2 separate regions of the Homo sapiens genome follow, and region 1 is linked to region 2. A link is a loop called in an ENCODE intact Hi-C map of the cell type or tissue named here. Cell type or tissue: adrenal gland. All regions are shown on one strand. Each heading gives the region's core, and the rest is flanking DNA. Links, peaks and the distances in the headings are about the cores only.

Region 1 (7,688 bases), core at 2,875-5,374, 130 kb after region 2:
AAAAGCTAATTTTTAGGTGGCAAGATATTTTGCTTATTTATATACTCAACCTTTAGATTATCGATTCTTAGATTCACAGGCTTAAAGAATCATAGCCACAATTCTAAGAAGGCAGCAAAAGAAAATGAATATGCTCAAATTAAAAAGCCTGACTCTCACTGAATTACCTGACTCTTCCTTTTGTAGGCTGTTGTCCCGCTTGTCTCTGAGGACAAATCAGTCACTGTGCCTGAAGCAGAAAATCCTAGAGACAGGTAATACTTTGTAATTCTTTCTAAACAAACTCCAGGCCCCTGTTACTGTTTAGGCTCTCTAGAGAATAACACTGATAAATAACTTTAGCAACATTCAAATAAATCTGTTGCACTTCAAATTAATTGCAAGAAAGTATGAAAATCTAGGGTTGCTGTTCTTCTTTGGTGCCATTGTTTACATTTTGCTATATTACCTAAAAGATGTTTTTTTGTTTTTTTGTTTGAGGCAGCGTCTCACTGTGTCACCCAGACTGGAGTGCAGTGGCACAATCTCTGCTCACTGCAACCTCCACTTCCCGGGTTCAAGCAATTCTCCTGCCTCAGCTTCCCAAGTAGCTGGGATTACAGGTGCCTGCCACAAGGCCTAGCTAATTTTTGTATTTTTAGTAGTGACAGGGTTTTGCCACATTGTCCAGGGTGGTCTCAAACTCCTGACGTCAAGTGATCCACCTTCCTCGTCTTCCCAAAGTGCTGGGATTACAGGCATGAGCTACCATGCCCGGCCCCTGAAAGATGTCTTTAACACCTACTTTGAGTTATAAAAATGCTTGGTGCTGGCCAGGCAAGGCGGCTTATGCCTGTAATCCCAACATTTTGGGAGACTGGGGCTGGAGAATCACTTGAGCTCAGGAGTTCAAGACCAGCCTGGACAACATAGTGAGGTCTTGTCTCTAATAAAAATCAAAGAAATAAAAAAAAAATCACATGGTGACACACACCTGTAGACCCAGCTACTTGGGAGGCGGAGGCAAAATGATCGCTTGAGCCCAGGAGGTCGAGGCTGCAGTGAGCCATGATTGTACCACTACACTCCAGCCTGGGTGACAAAGGGAGACTCTGCCTCAAAAAAAAAAAAAAAAAAAAAAAAAAAGCTTGATCCCAAATCAGTAAAAGAATTATTTCTTTATGTATGTTCTTAAAAACAAATTTTTGCTCACTTTGTGTCCGTGAGACTAGGTGATTCAGCCAACTATTTTTAAAACGGCAGTTTTCTAATAATCTTTTTTTTCTTACAGTCTTGTGCTGCCTCCAACCCAGTCCTCTTCAGATTCCTCACCCCCGGAGGTGTCTGGCCCTTCCTCATCCCAAATGAGCATGAAAACTCGCCGACTCAGCTCTGCCTCAACAGGAAAGCCCCCACTCTCTGTGGAGGATGATTTTGAGAAACTAATATGGGAGATTTCAGGAGGCAAATTGGAAGCTGAGATTGACCTGGATCCTGGGAAAGATGAAGATGACCTTCTGCTTGAGCTATCAGAAATGATTGATAGCTGAAGGTGGTAGTGAGGACACTTTAAAAAAAAAATCGCCAAAAAACTGGACTTAGTTTCATCTATTGTAACATTTACCTGAGATGATCATTTCTTTAGTCTAGAATTTGCCCCAAATCAGAAGTATACCTCTGAATTATCTGTATGTGTCCTGGATTCCTTGGGGTCAGATTTTTAAAGTTACTTTATAACCATTTTGTCCATTTGATGCCATTGTTTATCATCTTTTGAGAAAAAAGTTCTGTCATACCCTTCTCTCCACAAAAAAGAGACTGAGAGGGAGATCAAGTGAAAGGGTGCAAGCGAACTTAGTGACTCCTTGAGGTGTTTGTCAGTTTTGGCTTTTTTCTTCTTTGTTGTATTCTTTATGTATTGTCTTGATGTACTTAATATTACCTGAGTTTGAAATGGATGAAGACAGCTGCTACCATTAAGGACCAAATTTTATGCTACCACTAAACAAAAATACCCACTCAGTCTGTGTTAAATTGTATGTCTTTTTAAAGGTATTTAAAGATTCAACTAAGCTTTAAAGAGGGCTGAGCAGCTCAGGAAGCCTGTAATGTGGGCATAACTCTTTGGACCTGATCTTGATGCTTCTGCTGCTCTGTTAGCCTCTGAAGAGCAATATCTAATTTATTATTACTGTAATTTTTTAAAAGGCTTTAAAGTGCCTCAGGGGTCCCCTGAAACTAATTTTCTATTTCTGGGATTCCCTGGATTCATTATATGAGATGGTGACATGATTAGAGGAATTCTTTTTTAGTATGAAAATTGTCCTTTTTCTTCTTCAGTACTTGCCTCCTTGCTGGCATTGAATTAACACAGGGACAAAATTTGGTTAATTTTTTATTTCTAACTCTCCCAACAAACCCCTGTTGCCCAGTATTTGTTTGGTGGCCTTTAACCACCTGAGGGAAAAAATGAGCTTATTCAAGCTGCCAATATTTATCTATGGGCTGTAGCAGTACACTGAATTGTACTGTGCCAGGGATATTGAGATGCTCTGGGGGTGTATTGTATACCTGCCAGTTTTCTTCATTTCTGAATTGAGTTTTCTTTTCTTGATGTTGGTTTCCTTCATATCACCTCAAGGTTTAGATTTGTGAAGGAATAAGCATGATGGAAATAATAGTCTTGAAAGGAGATATGTTGTATATAATCAGGAGGAAGAGGAAGGAAGGACTTACCCATTTTGATATTTTGCTGTAGGTGGCCAGTTTTGTTTCTCATAGGGAAATCTGACCCACCTGTCATGTTGGCTCCTAAGGAACTGCTGTTGTAAGCGGCTCATCAAGAGTTGAACTTCACGTAGCCTTGTTGGGAATATGGAAAAGGAAGAAAGCCACAGGACTGCCCATTCAGTCTTGGGAAGATTGGGATGATTCTGCACAAGCAAAAATGACTGAAGTTTATGTATAGACACACCTCTACCAATCCATCTTCAGCTGACTGAATGTTGTATGATAGCCCTTCTCCAAAGCAGAGGTAGAATGTTCAGGTTTCACCATGGATTTTCTACTTATTTCGTTTTTGGAATCAGCTTACAGATTCCAGGTCCCTTTTGTATATATTCTTTATTCTTTTGCTTTTTTAAAAAATAATTTTGTTTCATATTTAAAGCACTTGTATTAGTCAATGTTTCGTGTTCCGCATTATTTGAACCATTTGCCCTTACAGAAAGAGAAATACTTGTTTGTGTTTTAAATAAAACTGATGTAGGAAAGTCTTGATGTTGTGAGCTAAGTAATCTTACATCATCATATCAGCCTGGGATCCATCTTGACAAGAGACCCCAGACAGAATGCTATTGGCCTTTCGTGTAAGTGCCCGAATTTCAGTTATTATTTGGCTTAGAAACCTTTCATCTGGATATATTGCCAAATTTACAAGTGTGCTCAATTTTAGCTGCATATGCTTTAGGTAAGAATTTATATTATTATAATGTGAGGATTTTTTTTCTGACACGGATACTTACTCCTTAGTGTTGTAACTCAAGCAATGCCATTAAGTTTTTAAAAGGAGGGAGGGTTTAAAAGTGATCTTAGGGAGTCTCTCTGGGCCTACTCTGGCTCAAGAGGCTGATAAAAAATAAATAAATGAATAAACTTGATCTTTAGAGTCAACGATTTAGAATTTTCAAGCATGAAGGTGCAGCAGATAAGAAATTTAATTTATAGAAGTCCAGGTTTCTTAATATGTGTGCCAATTTTTAAAATTGTAGGAAAGTATATGTTTGTTAGCTACCAAAGAACATAGATTTTTCCTATTAGTCTAAAAGTCGTCCCAACAAGTTGAATCAACTTTTCACAAAAAGCAAAAGACTATAGTTTTGAATGATAGTTTTTCATTTTAACAGTAAGAAAAGGGCCCAAATATTCCAGTTTGGTTATAGCCAGAAATAAGATAGTTTTATGTTTCATATATTTTATCTCAAGATAATAATTCCTAAAGTTCTAGCCTTAACCCTAAATCTCAGTGGTTCTTCTTTAAAGCTAGAACATAGTGTGTTTTCATCTTGATCAGTATTTGAAAGATGAGACTGATGTTTACTAATTACAATTGCAGTAACAAAGCTTGATCTATTAATATATTGATCAGAGTTCCATGATCCTTTTCTAAAATGGTGGCTTTATTTTGCCAGAATAATTCTGCAGGGTGTTTTTTTTAAGACAGAGTCTCACTCTGTTGCCCAGGATAGAATGCAGAGTGGCACAATCTTGGCTCACTGCAACTCTTGCCTCCCAGTTTCAAGCGATTCTCCTGCCTCAGCCTCCTCAGTAGTTGGGATTACAGGGGTGCACCACCACACCTGGCTAATTTTTATATTTTTAGTAGAGACAGGATTTCACCATGTTGGCCAGGCTGGTCTGGAACCCCTGACCTCAAGTGATAGGCCTTCCTCGGCCTTCCAAAGTGCTGGGATTACAGGTTGTGAGCCACCACGCCCAGCCAACAGTTCTGCAGTTCTGTAAAGTATTTGATTGCTTTGAATTTGGCTGTAGCACAGGAAATACATGGTCTCCAGTTGTAACTGCTTAATAGGTAAAACTTAAATTAGCTAACATTTATTGAGTACTTATTGTGTATCTTTAATTCACGTCCTCATTTTGACACTAAATTATACAGTACATTAAAGATGACTATTCCCGCACTGAAGTTTCAGGGTCAGTATGTTTATATATTATGTGCCATTGGGTTTGATTAGTAGATCTTTTCAAGAGTGTTTTTTAAAATCATGACTTTATGAAGCTGCTCAGTAACTCTGAAAATTCCTACAACCCAGACATTTAACTGCATTAATAATTAAGACTCCAAACCGCAATTTATTTTGAATTTGCAAAAAGATATTAGTTAAGGGGCATGAACACAATTAAAATCCTTGACCATTCTCTTAAGTTTGTTCAATAAAGTGGGCAAAAAATAAGTAATGACCGTAAATAAGAACAGCAATCAAGAATTTAGTTTTACATTTAAAAAAAGTAATTTTGGCTGGGCACGGTGGCTCACGCCTGTAATCCCAGCACTTTGGGAGGCCGAGGTGGGTGGATCATCTGAGGTCAGAAGTTTGAGACCAGCCTGGCCAACATGGCAAAACCCCATCTTTACTGAAAGTACAAAAAAATTAGCCAGGCGGGGTGGCATGCACCTATAATCCCAGCTACTTGGGAGGCTGAGGCAGGAGAATTGTGTGAACCTGGAAGGCGGAGGTTACAGTGAGCCGAGATCAATCACCACTGCACTCCAGCCTGAGCAACAGGGCAAGACTCCATCTCAAAAAAATTTTTTTTGGATTTATATTTACTGAGAGGGTCTGTTACTAAGGTATTTAGATTTGGTTGGATTTAACTGCTAAAATGTTGTAGAGTCTGAATCTATGGCATGGTAAAGAATAATCACAGCCATTCAGCAAGTTGTGAAGCTTCTGGTTGGGATGAAAGAAACTTCAAGCTGAGAGGAAGAATGTTCTGAAATATTTGGGAGGTTTGGCAGACTCCTTTCTCAGGGGTATGTTCATTTGGGCCAGTGATTCTGAAGCCCACTTTGCAGATATCTTAGGTGTGTCATGAAGTTTTACAAGAACATTGTGAGTAGTTGCAATAACAAAAGGAAACAAATGTTTCATATTACTTTCCATTATCCGTGTCTCAGGTATTCTTCCAGAGATACTTTAGCCATGTGTAAGTGAATACACTTCCATACAATATCATGCGTAAAACACATGACATTCTGAACCCTGCCGTTTTTATTAAAGAAAATTTCAAATGTATTTAGAATTAAAGTATAATAAACTCCACATAGTCACCCAGTTTCAACAATTGCAGATTCATGGCCAATCCTCTCTTCTTTACCTTACCAACTATCCATCACCCCCTATTCTGACCTACTTGACTGGGCTGAGGGTGAGGCAAGCAAGGTATTGGGCACAATTTAAGGAGGCACTCACTTTTCAAGGCTTGTATTTGCACATGTGATTGTGATTCCTACAATTATGCTCAATCCTTAGCCTTGCCTTATCTGAGATCTGGCCCTGCTGGCTCCACTGAGTTATTTTGAAGTAAATCTCAAGCATAGTATACCTTGCTTTTTTTTTCATCATGTATATTGGATATCGTTTCATATCGGGACACAAAGACCTTTAATCTTAGTAACAGTTGCATAGAATTGCACCCTATGAAGATGCAGTAATTTATAATAGTCCCTATTGATAGACATTTAGGTTGCTTCCCATCTTGGTATTTTAAACAATGTTGTGATGATTACATTATACCACACATGTAAGTTTGTATGGAGGATAAGTACCTAGAAATAGAGCTTAATAATTTACAGTACCACTATTTTTTCATTTCCAATCTAATAAGAGAAATAGTACTTCAGTGTAGTTTGGTGTGCCTTTCTTTTTTTTCTTTTGTGACAGACATTCTGAATGTAGCCTTTCTGTTATGAGTGAAGCTGGGCATCTTTTCATGTTTAAAGACCACTCCTATATCCTTTGCTACAAACTGATGCTCACATCCATTGCCAATTTTAATTTTGAGTCTTTTTTTGTTTTGAGACGGAGTCTTGCTCTGTCACCCAGGCTGGAGCGCAATGGCGTGATCTCCACTCACTGCAACCTCCGCCTCCTGGGTTCAAGCAATTCTGCCTCAGCCTCCCGAGTAGCTGGGATCACAGGCGCCCGCCACCACACCCAGTTAATTTTTGTATTTTTAGTAGAGATGGGGTTTCGCCATGTTGGCCAGGCTGGTCTTGAACTCCTGACCTCAGGTAATCCGCTGGCCTCAGCCTCCCAAAGTGCTGGGATTACAAGAGTGAGCCACCGTGCCCGGCCCAGGCTTGGCTTTTAAAAGTGCTGGTAGAGCAGCTGGGCGCAGTGGTTCACACCTGTAATCCCAGCACTTTGGGAGGCCAAGGCAGGTGGATCAAGAGGTCAGGAGATCAAGACCATCCTGGCCAACATGGTGAAACCCTGTCTCTACTAAAAATACAAAAATTAGCCGGGCGTGGTGGCACATGCCTGTAATCCCTGCTACTCGGGAGCCTGAGGCAGGAGAATCGCTTGAAGCCAGGAATCGGAGGTTGCAGTGAGCCAAGATTGTGCCACTGCACTCCAGCCTGGTGACAGAATGAGACTCCGTCTCAAAAAAAAAAAAAAAAAAAAAAGTGCTGGTAGCTTCAACCTTGGTTTCCTAGACCCCTAATCCCCCATATAAGAAAGCATACCACCCTTCTAGAGAAACCGTGTGGTGAGGGCTGAGACTACATAGAGATAGGGACCCAGCTGAGGCCAGTCTTCCAAAGATACACACCAAAGCCGTAGATATGTCTTGTGGAGCAGAAGAATCACTCAGCTGAGAACCTGCCCAAATTCCTGACCCATGAAGTCATGAATTATAACAAAATGGTTGTTGTTTTAAGCTACTAAGTTTTGGAATATTTCTTACACATCAGTAAAGACCAGAATAGCATTCTTTTTCAGGAACTCTACATATTAGTAAAATTAATCATTTTTCAGATGTAATGCAAACATATTTTTCCTAGATGTTTTGACTTTGTTTATTGTTTCCCTTTTTAGTCATGCATAATTTTATTTTTATGTAGTTGCATTTATCATTCTTTTTTTCCCCTAAAAACCAGCTAGAGCATACAATTGAGGAAAAGA
Region 2 (7,688 bases), core at 476-2,975:
GATATCTCTCTCTCTCTCTCTCTCTCTCTCTCTCTCTCTCTCTCCCTCTGCCTCTCTCTCTCTCTCTCTTTTCCCCCCTCCCCCAGGGGGAGTGCAGCCTCAGTCTCCCAGGTTCAGGCAATCCTCCCACCTCATCCTCAGTTCCTAACTCCATCACTGTACCTTCTCCTTGTCACTAACTGGCTTTAGTCACAAGAAGCCACCAGCTCCCCTAACTCCTCCAGATTGTCTGTTAATCATAGTCACAGTAACTATGTCTGTCTCCCCATCAGAGTGCTCTTAAAGGCTGTTTTTGTCTGTCTCCCCTTTGAGATTTCTTCTTTTCCCTTCCCCTGCAAGCAAATCGGGACTTGTACCCAAGGATCCTGAGGAGTGGGATGATGTGGCTTTGGGGGCCTTGGCTGGAGGGCCAGCTGCCTGTTAGTCATTTCCTTGATGGTGGGCTGCCCCTTTCTCTGTTCTAGATTTTCATCGTGGAATTTGGGGGTAAACCCTTCAGTTGTACAAGCCTCAGCCTGTCTCAGTGGCTGTGGTGTCTCTTCATTGGGATTGGAGAACTTCTGTGGGGCCAGGTGAGTACCGGCACACCCTCCTGGTGCATTCTCACAGCCTGCAGAACTCCCCTCCTCTACATGAGATGGAACAAGCAACGGTGGAGACCCCCCAGCTCCTCATCTTCATCTTCTCCTCTTCCCTCCCCACCCCCACTCAAGTTTTCAAGTTCTTGCCATCTCATAGGATCTCAAGGTGGAATGATCACTTCAGAGGTTTCAGAATTCTTCTCTAACTAAGCCTGGAGGTAGAAAAATCCCTTAGCTTGGCTGGGCGCAGTGGCTCACACCTGTAATCCCAGCACTTTGGGAGGCCGAGGCAGGCAGATCACGAGGTCAGGAAATCAAGACCGTCCTGGCTAACATGGTGAAACCCCGTCTCTACTAAAAATACAAAAAATTAGCTGGGCATGGTGGCAGGTGCCTGTAGTCCCAGCTACTCGGGAGGCTGAGGCAGGAGAATGGCGTGAACCTGGGAGGTGGAGCTTGCAGTGAGCCGAGATTGCGCCACTGCACTCCAGCCTGGGCGACAGAGCAAGACTCAGTGTCAAAAAGAAAAAAAAAAGAAAAATCCCTTAGCTTCTCTGAGACAGAAACCAAACTTTTCAATGGAATTTTGCTACAAAAAAAAAATATATAATAAGGGTCTTAGAAGTAGAAGAGTTTACAAGACACATGTCTTTATTCTCATGAGGCAGCAACCTGGCTATGGGCTGTCGAGCTGACATAATTCAGGGTTTCCAGCCTCTTCTCTTTCTTGCCATGGCTTTATCTGGGTGGAATTCTTAACTCTTACCTGAGATAAATTCAGATTTACAAGATCTCTAGAGTAGCAGTATGGCCTGTGGTTCAGAGCATGGACTCTGGGAATGACTGCCTGGGTTTGAATCCAGCTCTCTGTTTTTTTTTTTTTTTTTTTTTTTTTCTGAGACAGAGTCTTGCTCTGTCACCCAGGCTGGAGTGCAGTTGTGTGATCTCGGCTCACTGCAAACTCTGCCTCCTGGGTTCAAGCAATTTCTCCTGCCTCAGCCTCCCAAGTAGCTGGGATTACAGGCAACCACCACCGCACCTGGCTAATTTTTGTATTTTTACTAGAGACGGAGTTTCACCTTGTTGGCTAGGCTGGTCTGGAACTCCTGACCTCGTGATCTGCCTGCCTTGGCCTCCCAAAGTGCTGGGATTACAGGTGTGAGCCACCGCACCTGGCCCAGCTCTTGTTGCCCAGGCTGGAGTGCAATGGTGCAATCTTGGCTCACTGCAACCTCCACCCTCCAGGTTCAAGCAATTCTCCTGCCTCAGCCTCCCAAGTAGCTGGGATTACAGGCACCCACCACCGCGCCCAGCTAATTTTTTGTATTTTTAGTAGAGACAGGGTTTCACCATGTTGGCTAGGCTGGTCTCAAACTCCTGATCTCAGGTGATCCACCCGCCATGGCCTCCGAAAGTGCTAGGATTACAGGCCTGAGCCACCGTGCCCAGCCTCAGCTCTCCTTTTTATAAGCTGAATCATCTTGGGCAAGTTACATAACCAATCTGTGTCTCAGTGTCTTCAGCTTAGGAAAACAAGGTCATTGTTAATTAGTGAATCAGTTACTATACAGTAATGAATAATGTCTTATTCCTTATAAATAATCAAATTTTAAACTATTACGATTATAATAGTATCATTAAGTCTAATAGTTTCACTTCTTCCTTAATACCACTTTACAAACCTCCCTCATCCTCAGCTCTGGCCTGGGCTATACCTCTCTTTACAGACCCCAGGTCTCTGCAGATAATCCCTTAGTGTCCAGCCACCCAGGTAATGGACACTTTGCCCTAACTGGCCTCAAAGAGCCATTTCTGGAGCTGCAGGCCTTCTCCCCTAAACCTGCTAGTTATTTATTTCATACCTAGATGCCTCCCTGAATAATTTCTTTTTCTTTTCTTTTCTTTTCTTTTTTTTTTTTTTTTTTTTTTAAGAGATGGGGGTCTCAGGCCAGGCGCAGTGGCTCACACCTATAATCCCAACACTTTGGGAGGCTGAGTCGAGCAGATCACCTGAGGTCAGGAGTTCGAGACCAGCCTGGCCAACATGGTGAAACCCTGTCTCTACTAAAAATACAAAAAAAAAAAAAAAAAATTGGCCGGGCATGGTGACACATGCCTGTAATCCCAGCTACTTGGGAGGCTGAAGCAGAATTGCTTGAACCCGGGAGGCGGAGTGCAATGAGCTGAGATCACGGCACTGCACTCCAGCCTGGATGACAAGAGTGAGACTCTATGTCGAAAAACAAAAAATAAAGAGATTGGGGTCTCACTATGTTGCCAGGCTGATCTCAAAGTCCTGGGCTCAAGCAATCCTCCTGCCTCGGCCTCCCGAAGTGCTGGGATTACAGGCATGAACCGCTGCACCCAGCCCTCCCTAATTAATGTCTGACCCAATTCCCTCCACCCTGTTCTGTTTGGTGAAGATTTCTTTTTTTTTTTTTTTACCAATGGGTTCCTAAAGCAGTTTTATGCTTTGGTAAAGCTTGGTTGTTAAACCTGTTGTTTGAAACTCTGTTCTGGCTCTTGCCTCACATGTGGCCATGTGGCCTTGCTGCCAGACAGCAGCCTTCCTTCTGTATCACAACAGCTTTTTCCACATTCAGAGGCAGAGCTCTGGCATTCTTCCCATTTCAAAACCCTTGACTCCATATCAGATTGCCCATACAGTCCCTCTTCCCCACATGAGCCCTGGCTACTCCTTATCTTGTCCGGAAAGAACTGACTGACAGGTGCTGAGCTCACCGGGAAATTTATTTCAAATTTCAAACCCTATGTACTGCTCCTTGTCTTCTGATAATACTCATGTGACCCCTCTTCTATGGACTGTCCCATCCACTTCCTCACCTCAAGCCCAAGAAAACTTTTGGTATCCTTTCACAAGAGTTTGTAACACAGAAACTACTTTGCATGTGGCAACTAAGAAAGGGGTCATTCATTTCCAATACCCTTCTCAACCCCTTGCCTATACATAGGCAATATCACCATCTTCTCCCCAAACTCTTTTCCCCCAGGTCCTGGTCTCTGTTTCTTCCTACTGCGTACCATGCTGTATAGTTCTGTTAACCTTAAAAGACAGATTGCAAAATGGAACAGAAGAAATGAGACAGAAAGAGGAAAATGAAGTATATGACCAGGCAGATGGCTGGTCAATTACTAGAATAGAAGCTCTCTTTTGTGTGTGTCCATAAATACAGAAAACCTTCCTAAAAGCCTGACCGCTGGTGGGCACTTGGAGAATGCTTGCCTGGATGGATTGGTGCTTCTGCCCACTGCTCTTCCAGTGGGAAGGGTGGTAGGGCAAAGAGTAACCTGCCCAAGGGCCTGGCTCATGTAAGTTGACTGACAGCTCTTCTCACGCTGATTCTGACGTCTTCCTCTTCGCTGCGCTTGTTTTCAGTTCATCTCCGCAATACCTACCCGATCCCTGAAGTTCCTGAAGGAGGCTGGGCATGGCACCACCAAAGAGGAGATCACCAAGGATGCCGAGGGACTGGATGAGATTGACCATGCTGAGATGGAGCTGCGCCGAGGCCAGATCCTCTGGTTCCGGGGCCTGAACCGTATCCAGACTCAGGTACTCTGATAGTGGTCTGTCCTTCCCTTGGGAGAAGCAGCTTCCCATCTTGGAAGGTGTTGGGAGGGTAGCAGTTCTTGTCGGCCAGCATCTCTTCCCTTCCAAAGGCTCACTACTGATGGGCAGCCCTAGATCCTCAGCTTCAGGACAGACACGCAAAAGGATCTGTGTGGGGTCCTCTGAGAGGAGAGGAGTCAAATGACCTAGACCATGGGACACTATTAGCATAGTCCTTTAGCTCTGGGTTGACCCTAAAGCCCAGCCTGCCACCCTCTATCAAATGGGCAAGCTTCAGCATAAGGTCTCTTGCAAGCACTAGACCTGACCCCAGGGTGGGAAATGCTCAGTTTTTCCCTACCCTTCAGAAGGAAGGAGTTAGACAATATCAATATGCCAACATACCCAGCATTCACTTAATATAGCTTCCTCACACTGCCATTATAGGAATAGATGCTATCTGGAAGGGTCTTTGTAAAAGAAACTCACCTTGTTATATCTCCCCCATTCAAAGTGTAAGGCCATGGTGGGGAATCTGATGGTTTCATGTGTAAAAATGACAATAGTCTCTTGATGTCTGAGCATCTTTTGCAGGATTCAGACTTGCTTCCTGACAAGGAGGAAGCAATAATTTCTTCAAGCCTCTTCCCTTCTTGCAATTTCTGAAATGGGATAGAAGCCACCCCTGCTGCTCTTATGTCCCCTGTCTATAGCCCCACAATAACTTTTATTTTTTCCACTTTCCATGCATCAATTGTAACTACTTTCTCCTGGGTGAATGCGCTGATCTAAGCATTGATAATTCTGTCTTCCCCTGCTCTCACCCCCCATAGCTTTATTGTTTTAATCCTGAGATTTTCCATTTCAAAAACACTGTAAATTCCAAGATCTCAAGGGTGGTCTCCAGAAAACAGGCGTATTTCTCTCTGCTGATTGGCTAGAGATCTTCAAAATAAGTTTCACTGTCTAAAACTGGCCTTGCAAATGTTTTAGAAAGTTCCCCAGTCGGCCAGGCATGGTGGCTCACGCCTGTAATCCCAGCACTTTGGGAGGCCAAGGTGGGTGGATCACCTGAGGTCGGGAGTTCAAGACCAGCCTGACCAACATGGAGAAACCGCGTCTCTACTAAAAATCCAAAATTAGCCGGGCGTAGTGGCACATGCCTGTAATCCCAGCTACTCGGGAGGCTGAGGCAGAAGAATTACTTGAACCCGGGAGGCAGAGGTTGTAGTGAGCTGAGATTGCGCCATTGCACTCCAGCCTGGCCAACGAGAGCTAAACTCTGTCTCACAAAAAAAAAAAGACTGGGCGCGGTGGTTCTCACCTGTAATCCAGCACTTTGGGAGGCCAAGGCAGGTGGATCCCCTGCCTTAGGTGAAACCCCGTCTCTACTAAAAATACAAGCCAGGCATGGTGGCACATGCCTGTAGTCCCAGCTACTTGGGAGGCTGAGGCAGGAAAATCGCTTGAACCCAGGAGGCGGAGGTTGCAGTGAGCTGAGACCACACCATTGCACTCCAGCCTGGGTGACAGATTGAGAGTTGTCTCAAAAAAAAAAGAGAAAGAAAAGAAGTTCCCCAGTCAATCCCACCTCGTTAGTGTATAGGAGAGATAGATGGAGTGAATATTCTAAACTATATACCTGGTAGGAACTTATCCCCTATAGGCAAGACAACAAATAGAAAAGTGGAAAAGAGGCCGGGTGCGGTGGCTCACGCCTGTAATCCCAGCACTTTGGGAGGCCGAGGCTGGCAGATCATAAAGTCAGGAGTTCGAGACCAGCCTGGCCAACATAGTGAAACCTTGGCTCTGCCAAAAATACAAAAATTAGCTGGACGTGGTGGTGGGCGCCTGTAATCCCAGCTACTCTGGAGGCTGAGGCAGGAGAATCGCTTGAACCCGGAAGGCTGAGGTTGCAGTGAGCTGAGATCGCGCCATTACACACCAGCCTGGGCAACAAGGCAAGACTCTGTCTCAAAAAAAAAAAAAAAAAAGAAGAAGAAAAGTGGATTGCAGACTCACTATGCACCTGACTGTACTTCCAGGCAGGTGCTTTTTCTGTCTGCCAGAGAAACATTCCAGGGTGCTGTGGCTGCCTCACCTATCCAGGGCGATGCAGCTCCCTGGGGACACAGGTGCTTCCTGGGGAGCCCTGAGCACTTCTCCGTGTTGCTGGCCTCACATCCAATTGGGCAGGCATTGGAGTCCGGGCACTGCCTGGAGCTCACCAGAAGGTGCTTTACAGTGGTCCTTGGTTTGTCTCTCAGAGGGCTTGGTCCCCTCTGCTGTGAGGCTGGACTGCAGCTGTGGTGGCAAGTGACCAGATGTCACTGAGCAGCCTGACCATGGTCTAGGTGGTGCTTGGATGCATCCACTTGGCTTCCTTTGGTCATTGAGTTTCAAGAAGAGAAACTCCAGGAGACGGCTTGGCCAGGATCAGGCAAAAACAATCATGCCGAAAAAGTGGCAGAAAAGCTTGAAGGTCTCTCAGTGAAGGAGGAGACCAAGGAGGATGCTGAGGAGAAACAATAAATCGTCTTATTTTATTTCCTTTTCCTCTCTTTCCTTTCCTTTTTTTAAAAAAAAATTTACCCTGCCCCTCTTTTTTGGTTTGTTTTTATTCTTTTGTTTTTACAAGGGATGTTATATGAAGAGCTGAATTAAAAAAAAAAAAAAGAAGAAAAAGAAAAGTGGAAAAGGGCTAGGTAGGGAAACGCTAGGGTTCCTTTTCCCTCTCTCAAGTTCCTCCTCTCAGAAAGAAAATTTCCAGCGGGACCTACACAAAGTGCCTCGTGGCATCCAGGCATCCAGAATCCCCACGCTCACTCCCTACCCCACCCCACACTCCAGGCTGCTGACTCCAAGTACCCATAGAACCTGGCGCCTTTGGCTCCCATCTCTAAAGCCCCCAGTGCTTTCCTTTGGGTCTGCTCTTTCCAAAATAACCTGTCTTTGCTTTGTTTTTCTTCAGGATCAACCACTTCTACTATGTGATTTCTTTTCTCCTAGCCAAGATTCCCTCAGTCCAGTACCTCCTTGCTCCTTTCCAGTCTTCTGTCCTGGGAGGCTGAGATTTATGGGTCTTCCTTGCCCTCCACTACCAATTTCTATTTCCTTGACTATGCCCCTCTCTACAAGGTCTTTTTGGTTTCACTGCCTACATAGCTTTAGGTATACTACCTTTCCGCATTGTTGGAGCATGAGGCAGTTGGGCCAAAATGGCATTAAAGCCTAAAGTGAGGCATGTTCAAGATGCCACAGTGACCAAATTCACGCCATCCAGGATGCACCTGACTCTGGAAGCTGATGAGGCTAATGATGCTAACGTGTATCCTGGATCCCTGAGGTCCGCTCCCAACATCAGCCCTTCAGCCTCAGCTGGGTTCTAACAAAACCCCCTGCCACCTCCACGTTGATCTTTGTTGTCATTCTCATCGCAGTGCTTTGGTATGGGAGGTGTTAGAAAACTTAGAGACTAGAATTGTGGAGGTTGGGACCTTGTAACTCCAATAAGCACTGAAGAAGGTGTCTCTACA

What was found. Hi-C counts contacts between places; a loop is a spot of excess contacts. Peaks named below come from ENCODE experiments on the same cell type or tissue, not always from the same donor. Only the 100,000 strongest peaks of a DNase experiment are listed, where the experiment ranks them.
Region 1: it touches region 2 in a loop (2.6-fold over the local background); 2 of 110 quality-filtered maps call a loop at or near these places.

Annotation. Positions count from the first base shown.
Region 1 is chr1:203,850,871-203,858,558 of GRCh38, forward strand. It overlaps ZBED6 (zinc finger BED-type containing 6), which reads left to right. Exons shown (of 17, transcript NM_001395895.1): 16 at 187-254; 17 at 1,271-3,254. It overlaps ZC3H11A (zinc finger CCCH-type containing 11A), which reads left to right. Exons shown (of 18, transcript NM_001376342.1): 17 at 187-254; 18 at 1,271-3,254. The coding sequence ends at 1,529. Among named protein-coding and RNA genes, the nearest start is that of SNRPE, 6.9 kb to the right of the region's middle. In adrenal gland, for the core only: no CTCF peak of the experiment used is centred there; no DNase peak of the experiment used is centred there.
Region 2 is chr1:203,723,417-203,731,104 of GRCh38, forward strand. ATP2B4 (ATPase plasma membrane Ca2+ transporting 4) reads left to right here. Exons shown (of 21, transcript NM_001684.5): 19 at 465-572; 20 at 3,979-4,155. It overlaps SNORA77 (small nucleolar RNA, H/ACA box 77), which reads left to right and starts at 6,165; the gene lies at 6,165-6,289. It overlaps LINC00260 (long intergenic non-protein coding RNA 260), which reads left to right and starts at 7,161. Exons shown (of 1, transcript NR_046213.1): 1 at 7,161-7,688. In adrenal gland, for the core only: no CTCF peak of the experiment used is centred there; no DNase peak of the experiment used is centred there; H3K27ac peaks cover 463 bases.